2 separate regions of the Homo sapiens genome follow, and region 1 is linked to region 2. Evidence: chromatin contacts called from ENCODE Hi-C or POLR2A ChIA-PET data. All regions are on one chromosome and are shown on one strand. Each heading gives the region's core, a stretch centred on a gene start or an enhancer-like site at or near the end of the contact. The rest is flanking DNA. Distances are from core to core; before and after follow the strand shown.

Region 1 (6,427 bases), core at 11-2,510, 190 kb after region 2:
ACAGGGTCATTCTAAGAATTAAATATTGCCAAAACACATGAAAAGATTCTCAACCTTGTTAGTAATCAAGGAAATGCAAATGAAGATCACAATGAAGTCTTCTTTTGTACTCAATTGATTGGTGAAAAATGCATGCCTGATAATATTGACATAACAGACCAATGAGATCTCTTATAATTTGCTGGGAAAATGTATCAATTTGTACAAACATTTTGAAAAATAATTGTGCATTTTCTTGTGAAGTAAAACATTTGAATAATCTAGGACCCAGCAATTCAGCTCTTACACAGACACTCAAGAGGAAGTTGCACACACATATGTCAGGAAAAATGTTCATAGCAGCCCTGTTCATAAGAGCAAAACCTGGAACAATTGAGAGGAAATGAATAAATTGCCGTGTAGCCACACAATAGAATACAAGACAGCAGTGATGCTGAAAAATATAGCAAGCCTCAGGAGTTTATATATTATATGGATAATTTTATGAAGCTCAAAAACACCCAAAATTAAACAACATATTCTGTAAGTACATACGTGGGATATGTGATAAAACTAAAAGGGAATGATCAGCAATCCAGAACCAATTCATGACTGTTGTTACTATCTTATGGGGCAGGCTGTGGATTGGAAGCAGGGGCGGTGCACATAGGTACGTGTAACTTACTGGTAATGCTTTTAGGTTAGGAATGAGGTCAAAGGAGTTCACTATAAATTTATATTAGAAAGAAGGGCTATCTATGGATTAGTGATGAGAGTGTCATGCACCAGCAAATACGATTAATGAACTTAGGTTACCTGAGGTCCAAATAAATAATGAGAAAAAAGTAAATAAAAGTGATGCATGAATACTAAAAATTTGGAATTACATATATAATATGTAATAATAAAAAAAGAAAAAATTGTCACTGGTTATCCTTCAGGTATAAAAATTACAATTAAAATTGTAATGTTATAACCTTCCATTCTTTCCCCTATGAATTAAAACTTTTTCTTTTAACGAGACTAAAAAATCAAGTTGATAAAATCTATGCCCTGTGGGAACTGGTTAGGTCAGGCTACCCACTCCAGATTTCCAGCAGGCTGGCCTCAGCTCTACCTACAGCCAGTAGCTTATTAAGGCTCTAGGCGCCAGTGACACCTTCAGACAGGTGGTTAGTGCGCCCTAAGGACTCTCCGCAGCGTCGCTCAGGTTCACAGAACACGCCCAGGGGCGTGTCCAGCTGTCGTCGGGGAGAGCCCACCTCCCCGGGGGGTGTGGCTAAGGGACGAGGCGCTTCTCGTCCAGAGCCCAGGTAATCCGGGCGGGATCAGCGAGCGTCGCGATGTGATGACGTCAGGCCCCGGGCAGGCCGGGAGTGGCGTGCTGGGCGTGCGCGGCTGCGGTACGGCGTGTTGGTCCCAGCGGTTCAGCTGAGGTAGGGACGTGCTGTAGGCCGGAATGTTACCGGCTGTTGGATCTGCGGATGAGGAGGAGGATCCTGCGGAGGAGGATTGTCCTGAATTGGTTCCCATGGAGACGACGCAAAGCGAGGAGGAGGAAAAGTCTGGCCTCGGCGCCAAGATCCCAGTCACAATTATCACCGGGTATTTAGGTAACTAACCATCCCAGTCACAAAATGGCGTGACCTCTGGTGTCATGGGATTTTGCGGGCTGCCGGTGCCTCTTCTCCTGAGGCATTGGGGCCTCATGATCAAGAGCAAATGTCTTCGAGGTAGGGGCTGGGTCACTTGCTTCTCGTATGGGTTGCCTCTCATCTTGGGAGTTAATGATGCCCGGCCCCCTCTGCGTTAGATTCCCATTTCTCAAGTGAGATGGAAAGTTAGCCTTTGAAACAAGGCTTTGACGCTAAGACACGCCCCCCTGATTGTCTCTGTGACCTCCTACCAAGTTATCTTACCTTCCTGACGCTCATCTACCTCACCTGAAAATGGAGAAATACCTGTCACCTGTGAAACAGGGCCGGAACCACCTACCTGTTGCCATTAAAGGATGTCCCGTCTGTAAAATGCCCGACACGTGGGGCTTTCGTCAGTAGATTCCCCTTCCCCACGAGCCAAAGTCCTCCAGCCAGTTGGCAGGGAGCGCTCCTATCTTAAACACTTTTTTTTTGAGGTCTGTTTGTAAACCACTGCGTAGGAAGTAAGAATAAAATCTCTGTCCTCCAAGACTATTTCTCAAACTAAGAACGTTTAGAGTGTACAGGGATACTCGAAACCACAAGTTTGTGAACTTGGTAGTTTCGTGAAGGGCGGTTTATGCACTTACACTAGAAGTTTCTTACTGGAAAAGTTTGAGAAATATATTTTTAAACCTTACAGTTAAATAGAAGGGCTAGAACAAATATATGACTGTATTAGAAGTTTGGAAAAAGTTAAGAAATGTAAATAAAATGATACTGTTTCCGGGAAATAATATTCCTAGTTGTTGCTAGAGACAGGTACAGACTTGGGCCACTTCGTGACCTTTTATGTAAAAATAAGAAATAACTGCTTTTGTTTTTTAAAAAACTTTGTAGACTGTAAGTTTATTCCCGTTTTTTGCTCGGAAGTAATTTTATAAAGGAATTTATTTTTGGCGTTTCCCCACAGTTATTCAGAGGCTGCTCTGCTGAGAAGATGAACAAATTTCTTGTCCAAAACAATGTATTTCAAACGTGCCGCTCGGGCCTTTCCCGTATTGCTCACTGGTAGGTCAGTAGATCACTGGAGAAAATGATCTGAAGCTCAGGAGTGAGAATTAATACCAGCAACCTTGTTGCTGAATCTAGGGATAGTTTCACTCCTATCCCTGACCATTTTCCCTTTCTGAAACACTGTTCTTTTGGCTTCTATTACATTTTTCTTCTGATTTTTCCACCTGCTTCTCTGGCTTCTTTTTAAGGCTCCCTCCTCCTTCCCCCTTTGTCCATCTTTAGCTACACACCTGTGTAATTTCTATTTTGATGTCCTACAACTTAAAACTTAACATGTCTGAAACTTCGTCTGTTACCATCCCCCCAAATCCTGCTTCTGTGATCCCAACCATTTGTAATACTCTAAAAGCCTCCTGACTAATCTGGAGTCTTGCTGCCCTTTAATTTATTCGTTGCATGTTAGCCTTAATGATCTTTATAAATGTCAATCCGACTGCGTCACACCTTTCAGTGGCATCCCTATGGGTTAAAATCCAAATTCCTTAACATGAATTACAAGGACCTGTAGCATCTGGATCTTGCCAACCTTTCCAGCCTGCCAAATTGGCCCCGCACAATGAACTAATGTTACTTCAAAGGTGCCAAGTGTTTTAGCCCCTTGGAATAGGTACTTTTTTACTGTGACTCCTCTGGCTAGATGTCCCTCTTAGGTTCTCCATAGCATTTTGTGCATCTCCTATTGAATATGTCACCCTGTGACATAATTGCCTCCTTATTCACTGAATTCCCCTCCATTCCCCCCTTCCCTTAATTTTTTTTTTTTTTTTTTTTTTTTTTTTGAGACGGAGTCTCGCTCTGTCGCCCAGGCTGGAGTGCAGTGGCGGGATCTCGGCTCACTGCAAGCTCCGCCTGCCGGGTTCACGCCATTCTCCTGCCTCAGCCTCCCAAGTAGCTGGGACTACAGGCGCCCGCCACTACGCCCGGCTAATTTTTTGTATTTTTAGTAGAGACGGGGTTTCACCGTTTTAGCCGGGATGGTCTCGATCTCCTGACCTCGTGATCCGCCCGCCTCGGCCTCCCAAAGTGCTGGGATTACAGGCGTGAGCCACCGCGCCCGGCCCCCTTAATATTTCTAAGCTCTATGAAGGCAGAGACTATCTTGTTCACTTTTTCACCAAGGCTCAGCATAAATCTGTAACGTATTAGAAACCTTCGAATGAATGAGCTATGTCTTAAAGTGTTTTTTTTTTCATAATATGGTTAAAAAGCCCTAGTAAATCTTCTCTTAGAAGATTTCTTACATTCACCCTTTCCTTTCAGTTTTCACATCACTGCCCTGTGAAACACTCATGTTCAGGGCCTCTGTCTCAGGCTTGGACTGGTTTTAAGATTTTCCTCATTGCCCTAAGTCTCTCCCATTCTATACTTCATATTTTTGTGATGTTGAGCTTCCTAAAGTACTCTAAATATAAGCCTTCATCTCTTAAAAAGCTTTGAAAGGAATATGACCTAAAAGATATTAATACCCTAATACTCTGTAAAATCTTCCTAGTTATATACTAGAAAACTTAATGTATTTCAGAAGACATGTATAGCCTACATGTAAAAGTTTTTAGCAGCACTGTAATAGTAAAACACTGGAAACAAACCAAATGTCCAACAAAAAAAAAAGATAAAGAAATGATATAGTCATACAATTGAACTACAATACTATGCAGTTAGGATTTTCTTTTTTTCCTCTATGAATTTTAGTGTGTACGGTTCACAAGACTATTTTTTTTCTACTGGAGATTGACATATTGGGTTTTATATGCCACCTGCTGGATAAAGTTGGTATAGCTTTATGAATTTATCTTACTGAACATTCTGTCCATTGTTGACACTACCTGGCTCTATTCCCCATTTCATAAAAACTTTTATAGATTGTTTAAAGCATACTATAAGTAGCCATATAGTCAGCCTGAAGTTGCGTCTTGTTAATGTTGAAATAAAAGGTCATTATAAATAAAAGATTGTGTGTAAATTTTAGGGAAGGTTAGGCTAGGTTGAAGAAACTGTTTCAACTTGTAGGAGTGTTTGTAAATATTTATAAAATTTTATGTCTACATAAAGTATTTTGCAACAGGTTTCAAAGGATGCTTTAATCTTATCCTCTAGGATATTCTATACTAAAATAATATATGAAAAATAGCACGCAAATTCTCAAAAACGTTAGGATTCTTTATATGTTTTTTGTATCTTTAAAATTATTTTGAATTTTTTTATTTACAAAAAATATGTTTTATAGGTGCTGGGAAGACAACACTTCTGAACTATATTTTGACAGAGCAACATAGTAAAAGAGTAGCGGTCATTTTAAATGAATTTGGGGAAGGTAAGTAAAGTTCAATAAATGTCATGTTGCAAGATTTTGTGTGACTGTTTATTCCTCTGGTGAATTGCTATTCCATATTTAAAAATGAAAATGCAAGGTATTGTATTGATGTGGATAGCTTTAGAAAAGTTGGATTAATTTCTGTTAAGATTTATATGGGTTGAGATACTGAAATTAGTTTTAATAAAATTTTATTTTGTATAACTTTGGAATTCTTATTAACAGAATTAAACTACATTTTTACATGAAATAAATGACTCCAGAAGTAAAAATCTAGACATATGAAAAAACGTTTATTTTTTATTTTATTTTATTTTTTTTGAGATGGAGTCTCTCTCTGTCGCCAGGCTGGAGTGCAGTGGTGCAATCTCAGCTCACTGCCACCTCTGTCTCCTGGGTTAAAGTGATTCTCCTGCCTCAGCCTCCCGAGTAGCTGGGACTACAGGCGTGCGCCACCATGCCCAGATAATTTTTGTATTTTTAGTAGAGACAGGGTTTCACCATGTTGGCCAGGATGGTCTTGAGCTCCTGGCCTTGTGATCCACCTGCCTCGGCCTCCCAAAGTTGCTGGGATTACAGGCATGAGGCACCATGCCTGGCCAAAAAATGTTTTTTTTAGGAATTAGGAAGGCACTTTTGTATGGACTCTATTGCAACTCATGAAAAATACTTGAAAATGCTTCTGTTATTAGTTAACTTTGTTTAATGTTTATTATCTGCAATGCAGTTAAAACTCAATATTTTAAAAATAAAGGTAAACATATGGTCTTTATCCTCATGTATTTTAAGTTATCTGTGAAAATAAGTGTGCTTAACTTCTCAACTGAAATATTAAACTGTAGTCAAAAAAATAGCTCTAGACACAATACTTCTGTTATCTTTATAGAAGTTTTTCTTCATAAGTATGAATTGTAATCAAAGCTCACTTCTAGCCAAAAAACAATATCTATTAAATGATTTCTTTTAAAATGTACTATTTTTTTTCAGTTGTAAAAAGTAAAAGAGCTAGGTTTTATGAACAGGATGGGAAGCCAGTTATATTCGATTTCTGGTTTTAATAAACTAAAGAGAAAAGTGCTTTTTAGGCAAAAATCCTGAGATTTCTAATAACAGACTGTTTTTTTATCATCTTATTAAATAACCTATTGCACACTGATTACATTTATTCTTACTATTTTCTTTATTTTTTCCTGGATCATTTTCGCAATTTTATTTTTCACAGCATTCTCAATACTTTTCTTCATGTTTCCTTAATGTTCTGTATATAGTCCGAATTCTGTAGCAACCTCTTTAGAAGCTCTTTATTAATACCTAGCTGAAATATAAAAAATACGTAAGTGTAAAACTACTCGATTTTATGGGAGCTCATTTGCTTAGTGGGCTTTTAGAACTTCACCGTTTGGTATATTTCTTTATTAGA
Region 2 (6,687 bases), core at 61-2,560:
TGAGGGAGAGAGGGGAGAAAACTGTTCCAGGCAGTGGGAACAGAATGTGCAAAGACTCAGAGGCAAGAGGATACTTGTCTGTTAGATTTTCCAACATATTCAACTCTATAGTACCTAGAGCCATACTGGGCTAATTTCAGGGCCGAGATTTCCATTTTTCTCATGAGGAGACTGGGGCTCAGAGAGTTTTAGTGCTCTGATTTATATGACTTGTCTAACTCAGCTTATATGAGGAGGAGCTGAGATCCATCCAGAATTTAAGGCTCAGATCAGGGCTGCTCCTTGAGGGGAGCCCTGTTCTGGGGCTAGAGCTATGCCTGGATGCTTGTCATTGGCTCTGCTGTTTTGTGCTGAACATGCCATGGTCTTTTTCACACCAAGGGCAGGATTTGGTGATATGACTGGGAAGGTAGAGCCCTGCAGTGTGGGAGTCAGGGAGCAGGCAGGTGAGAAGGAAGAGCCAACCCCAGCCTTCTGTGTGAACCAGTTAAAGACTGTTTATGGCCGAGGGTGGGAAGTGCCTTTGCTGGGCACACAGTGCCCATTATCACCCACTGACTTAGCACATTCAGAACTGCCTTGCAATGTCTCCTCAGGGGCCCAAGCTGTCTTCAGCAGAACACTCAATTTCCCTTTAATAAAGGGGGTGGGGGCCAGGTGCAGTGGCTGACATCTGTAATCCCAGCACTTTGGGAGGCTGAGGCGGGCGGATCACCTGAGGTCAGGAGTTCGAGACCAGCCTGACCAACATGGTGAAACCCCATCTCTACTAAAAGTACAAAAAAAAAAAACTAGCTGGGCATGGTGGCACATGCCTGTAATCCCAGCTACTCGGGAGGCTGAGGCAGGAGAATTGCTTGAACCTGGGAGGTGGAGGTTGTGATGATCCCAGATCGCATCATTGCACTCCAGCCTGGGCAACAAGAGCGAAATTCCGTCAAAAAAAAGAAAAAAAAGGGAGGTGGGGGTGCTCTAAGCCTCTGCCCTGGGCAGTAAGTCAGGAGGAAAAGCCCTCTGGCCAAACACCCAGCAAGAAGGATGCAATGACCCATCTTCCTGGTGGACACAACGGGTGAGCTTGGGCACAGCTTCCACCTATGCCTGTCCAGGCAAGTCTTCCTAGTGACTGCTTCTCCACTAGGGCTGGAAGAGTGCTTGGAGGGCCTTCAGGAGAGCCCAGATGGTGGGCAGAGGGGCCTTTGCCCAGTCCTAAGCCCATTCCTCTGGTCCTCACTGGCCAGAGTGCCATTTGTGAATTGCTGTAGCCATTTGCCCTCACTGCATCATTGTTGCCTTCCGGCTCTTTTGGGTCCAGGCACTGAACACAAGGGGGCGCCAGACAGCCACCCAAACACAGACAAGACCTTCAGCAGTCCAGCTTTGTCCTCATTTTCCAGAAGTTTCCGGGCCGTATCCACCCAAACCTAGGTGTTTAGGCTGGGACCTCTATATCTGAAAGCAAGGTTTCTTAGAGGTGGAGGTTCTTCACCTCTACAAATGTGAAGCAGGTTTAAAAAAAATGCCATTCTGGGGTGGCATGAATTGGGTATTGTGCCTTTTTTTTAAAAAAAGAAAACGACGCTGTAAGTTGTGTGGGACATTGCTCTTAATTATTATGAAGGACTGACTCGCATCCTTAGAAACCCAAACCCTCAGGAAGCCACCTGAGAGGTTATTTACCGTTATCAGCAAGCATTGTAGTGCTGGGAAAGATGCATTCACATTTCTGGCCCCTAAACGGTGAATTCTCTGGTGCTTATTTTATTTGACTGTCTTCTGAATGACTTTGTGTTACTGTGGAAAGAGTCTTGGGCCTGATCCCTTCTTTGACACTGCCTGTTTTAGTCTTATCATTTGAGAAAGTGGGTTTTTTTTTCAACCTTAGTGTTTTTATCTATCGAATGGAGCTTAACAAAACTTATGCCTGCTGCTGACTTAAACCCCTATAAGAAGATAGGGGGGCTGGGTGTGGTGGCTCACGCCTGTAATCCCAGCACTTTGGGAGGCCGAGGTGGGTGGATCACGAGGTCAGGAGATCCAGACCATCCTGGCTAACATGGTGAAACCCCGTCTCTACTAAAAATACCAAAAATTAGCCGGGCATGGTGGCAGACGCCTGTAGTCCCAGCTACTCAGGAGGCTGAGGCAGGAGAATGGCATGAACCCGCAAGGCAGAGCTTGCAGTGAGCCAAGATCACACCACTGCACTCCAGCCTGGGTGACAGAGCAAGACTCCATCTCAAAAAAAAAAAAAAAAAAGAAGATAGGGGGACCAGGATGGAGAAGTGTTTATTTAGATAAACAAATCTTGCTATAAATGTAACGTTTTTCTAATTTGTAATATTCCCATGGTTGAATGTTATGACCCAATCTTGGGAGTAGGACTAGGACTAGGGAGTGTTTTCTCAAACTTCAGTGTGCATCAGAATCACTTGGCAGTGAGGGTTATTAAAATACAGAGTACTGAGCACAATGCCCTAAGTTTCTGAATCAGTAGGTCTGGGATTGAACTAAGAATTTATGTTTCTAAGAAGTTTCCACATGGTGCTAATGCTGCTAGGCCAGGGTCACACTTTGAAAACCACTGGTTTAGGCCAGGTGATGGCTGGTAAATTAAGCGTAAGAGAATAACTCTTCATACTCCTCCAACATTCTTCTGACAATAATAATGATTGTTTGTATATTATGGTTTTCATTTCTTTTCAACTCAAGACATTGACCAAGTGCCTATCATGACTCAGGTACAAAGCACTGGGAATACAACCTTGAACAAGACAAGAATCCTGGCCTTCAAGGAACTTCGAACCTTTTGGGGGATATGATAAGACACATTAGGAATCACCATGTTAATGGTTATCTTTCTTGAAGGATATAAGTCCAGGTGCTTGGGGAGACCCGTAAGTGGTTAGAGGGAAGCTGCAAGGAAGAGTATCTAGGAGGTAACTAGGTGAAGAATTTTCTTCAGGGGGAAAGAAATCCATGCATAAAGTCTTGGTGCCTTCAAGAAATTGAAAGACATTTAGTGTGGCTGTAGGACAGGCAGGAAAGAGAATTTGGAAAGAGCCTGCTGGCTGCAGATGGAGATGGCCCCTATGGTTTGAAGTTTTAAGCTGAGTCTCTGCAATGGAAAGACCTTTGTCTTTCCTGTGTCCGGTGTGGGGGAGTGGACTCTTCTGGGTGAGTCACCACCAAATGCCCAGAGGTGGGTGCAGACTTCCTTCCTGCACTGGGGTTGGGGGGACGATTGGCGCCCACTGTGCTGACCACCTCTTCATGCAGCTGCAGGTGGGGTGGGCTTTGAGGCCGGAAGCCAAAAATGAGTAGGAGCCTCCTGGTTGGGCGGGAAGTGGGGTGAGGGGGGAAGGTGTGGCCCAGGAAGAGGTTTGAAGCCTCATAAGCAAAGACTCTTTGTATGTCTGGAGGATTGTGAGTGGGGAGGTGGGGTGGGTATGGGGGAGGAAGACAAGACCGCCTGGCCGGATGCAAGCAGGTTCCTGAGTGAAAGGTACTCAGACGGGAAATGCAAGCTTTCCTGGGGTCAGAGAGGACTTATCGTACAGTAAAGGGATTGGAGCTCAGCAAAGGTCTAGGTGAAGCTTGCTGTCCAGAAACATATCCTTTTGAAAAGTGACCATTCAGGGAGGTCTTAGGACTTTGTTGGTAATTTCTTCATCCTTTATAGAGCTCTGAGTAGTTGGGATGGCAGAAAGAAAACAGAGACACTTATTGACCAAAATTCTTGTTATATGCACCAATATCCAAACCCTTAAGATGTGGAAATCCTTTCTCCATGTTCCTATAGTCCTTTGCACAAATTCCTATCATAGCACTGACTGCATTGAACAGTAACTTTCTCTATTTGAGTTTCTTTATGAGTTACTCAAAGGCAGGGGCCCTGTCTTTGTCTACTGTAATTAGTGTTTTCTTATATACAAGTGATAGAAAAATGGTTTACATTGGTTATGGTTGTTGCATGGATTCCCATGATTCTGCATGGTGGGACCCCCAAATCCCATGCTTCAGTACTTTCCTCTTTATCCTTTTGCTTTATCTTTTGCGGCTCTGCCCAGTCCTAAAGTGGCAATGGCTCAATGTGGTGTTCTGCAAAAATTTCCACTTAACTATCTGGGGCTTTTTGCTTTAGTCCCATAGAGTGTCAAGGTGATAGCTGAGCCTTGGCAGGGCTATAGTGAGAGGTGCAGTGGCCTCTTTGGGTGCCTTTCAAATCATGCCAGGCCTATACGCCTTCCACAAAGGAAAGGCCTTGTCCATGCGAATCAGTCCCTGGCATTCTCAGCTTGGTGTTGTTGCCTTCCCCAGCTGCTCACTTGCAGGTCTGTGATCTCCATGTGCCACCTCCCAGCTAATCCTCTTGGCTTGGTGCCTTTCTGGAGTAAAGGCCAGGGTCTGTGCCTCCAACTGCTCCTGAAGAAAGTGTCCCAGGGCCATGGAATCCCAGTGTCCAAAGTCTGCACACTGGATCATGCCAGCACACATGAGGTTATGGGTTACCTGGACACATGAGACCCTTGGACTGGGTAAAAGAGGCTGGCATGCTGGAAAGCAGCATCCTGCATCTGCTGTTACCCCCAACTTGCTGCATGACCCTTGGTTACCTCTGTGCCTTACACTTGTCTTCCTAAGGGAAACTGTAGCCGAAAGACAGCAGCTAGGCAAAGCTGCGGCTTGTGTTTCTCATTGATCTCTTGCCCTTCTACCTGTGCTGGAATCCTACTCCGTCAATTATCCTCCCATTTAAAAACATTACTTACCTCTTCTTTTATACCAGGTCCTTCCCCTAAACGTACAAATGGAATTAAATTAATCTATGTTGCCTCTCCACCCCCTGACCTCAAAATACATTAAACAAAAAAAATTCTTCCCTTGACCATGATACTCTTCTTTCCTATTGTTTTCAACTAAATTTCTCAAAAAGCAGCTATACTTGCAGCCCATTCCTCCCTTCACATTCGGTGCTCAGCCTGCTCTGTGCCTCCTGCTTAGCATGTGCTTGGTGATGAGTGGCCATGGATGGACAGTGAGTGGTTGGAGGGTGCCATGTTCTCCCTCTTGAAGAGATTTTAGTGACAATCCCATCTCCTGATTCCTTATACCTTCAGTCTAGGCTTTTTGCTTTGCTTTAATGGGGTTCTGTTCCCTTATTTGCTCCATGACATATGTTTTCTCCCTTCAGGCTTCTCTTAGTTCTCAGTGTTTCTCTCCCCCTTCAAGGCCATCCTTGGTGATCCTACACACCCTTATTGTCATACCTACTACCCATCTCATGATGGCATCATGGGCATCCCAGGTAACCCCAGTCAGGTCCTTCCCCCAACTTTTGTTTTCAATTTCTATTGGAGATTTCCTCTTAGGTGATAAGGGGGCTCCTCCTCTAGTGTTGTCTTGGTTGGTAACAATACCAGCTGTCATGCAAGCTCAGGGCCTGCCCCTTCCACTCAACCTCCTGCCACCTGCCACCACACTCTCTGCACCGCACTGTCATCGGTCTTCTGCACAACCTTGGAAGTAACAGTGTGTCCCCAGCCTTGGGGCACTTGCACATGCTGTTCCCTCCTCCTGGAGCTCTTGTCTCCCTGTCGTATCTAGTTAACTCCTGCTCATCCTTTATATTTCAGCACTGAGTCACTTCCTCGGTGGCTTTGCTTTATCCTGCAGAGTAGGTTCAGGCTTCTGTTTGGGTGTTCTAATAACATGCTTTACCTTTCTTGAATGGCTGTCATAGAAAGGTAGCATCAAATATAACTGCTGTTTGGAATCTGGTTGAAAGTGAGGGGAAGAAAAAGTCTCATAGTCAAGGGAGGAATTTTGGGGGGACTGGGGAGGTATCATAGATAAATTTAATTGCATCTTTAGGTCCAAATTTTAATTTTACATTTTTTGCATAACTATATATGTATGAATCATAACTGTCTTCTATCACCAGATAGAAAGCTCCATGAGGGGAAGACTTCTTTCGTTTTGATCATTATTAAATTATATTAGGTGTTCAGTAAACATGTCACATGAATCAACTAATAGCCTTTATCTTTTTCCATTCTCTGCATATGGAATACTCACAAGACCACGTTTTACCTCCTAAATATTTACCTAACCAATACCTTCCTGTCTGTCCCCAGCATTCAAATATTCCTGCATTCATTTATCCATTCTACATGTATTTTATATGCCTACCATGTGGCAAACATTTTAATAGAACTGATTACATAGAATTGATTTCTACCTTCATGAAGCTTTCAGGCTAGGGATAGGTAGGCTGGGGATGGGTATATATTTAAAAAGTAAATACAGAAATAAATGTGTAATTACTACTTGGAATAAGTGCTAAGAAGAACACAACAGGGTGTAATGGGGTGGGGGTGCAAGAGAGAATGAGCTCAAGCTGATTAGGAAGATGTCTCTAAATGACATGTAACCTGAGTGGAAGGTGAGTAGGAGTTAACTACTCACCTGGACTCATTGGTCTCCACATCCAACCTTGCTCAAGTGAACCTTTGCTACCCAGCTCGGGAGCAACACATCTAAATCCTAGTCTGGCCATATCACTCCCATATTTAAGAATCCTTGCAAGGCATGGCATCATTTTCTTCATGGCAAAGTCCAAGCTACTAAATCTTGTAGACAATGCCTACCACTACCTGACCCTGACTTAGTGTTCAAGCCTCATTT

Evidence for each region. Hi-C counts contacts between places; a loop is a spot of excess contacts on that map. ChIA-PET counts read pairs that join two places held with the same protein, here RNA polymerase II (POLR2A). Pooled maps may share reads with other maps.
Region 1: a loop to region 2 is called in a map with no recorded cell type, with 19 times the contacts of the local background. The contact joins the promoter of ZNG1B here to the enhancer-like site in region 2. A Hi-C loop is called at or near these places in 4 of 37 single-sample maps with no recorded cell type and 7 of 50 pooled maps. POLR2A ChIA-PET finds 5 or more read pairs at or near these places in 2 of 52 experiments (A549 and activated naive CD4-positive, alpha-beta T cell).

Annotation. Positions count from the first base shown.
Region 1 is chr2:113,436,431-113,442,857 of GRCh38, forward strand. It overlaps ZNG1B (Zn regulated GTPase metalloprotein activator 1B), which reads left to right and starts at 1,261. Exons shown (of 15, transcript NM_172003.3): 1 at 1,261-1,592; 2 at 4,921-5,007. The coding sequence starts at 1,439. RefSeq lists enhancers at 1,088-1,147, 1,168-1,217, 1,308-1,357.
Region 2 is chr2:113,248,026-113,254,712 of GRCh38, forward strand. All of the region lies in intron 2 of PAX8 (paired box 8), which reads right to left. PAX8-AS1 (PAX8 antisense RNA 1) reads left to right here. Exons shown (of 6, transcript NR_015377.2): 2 at 2,742-2,881. Among named protein-coding and RNA genes, the nearest start is that of PAX8-AS1, 15 kb to the left of the region's middle. Within about 2 kb of position 1,311, at least 2 of the 41 ENCODE cell types and tissues checked have a DNase peak (open chromatin) inside an H3K27ac peak, as active enhancers do.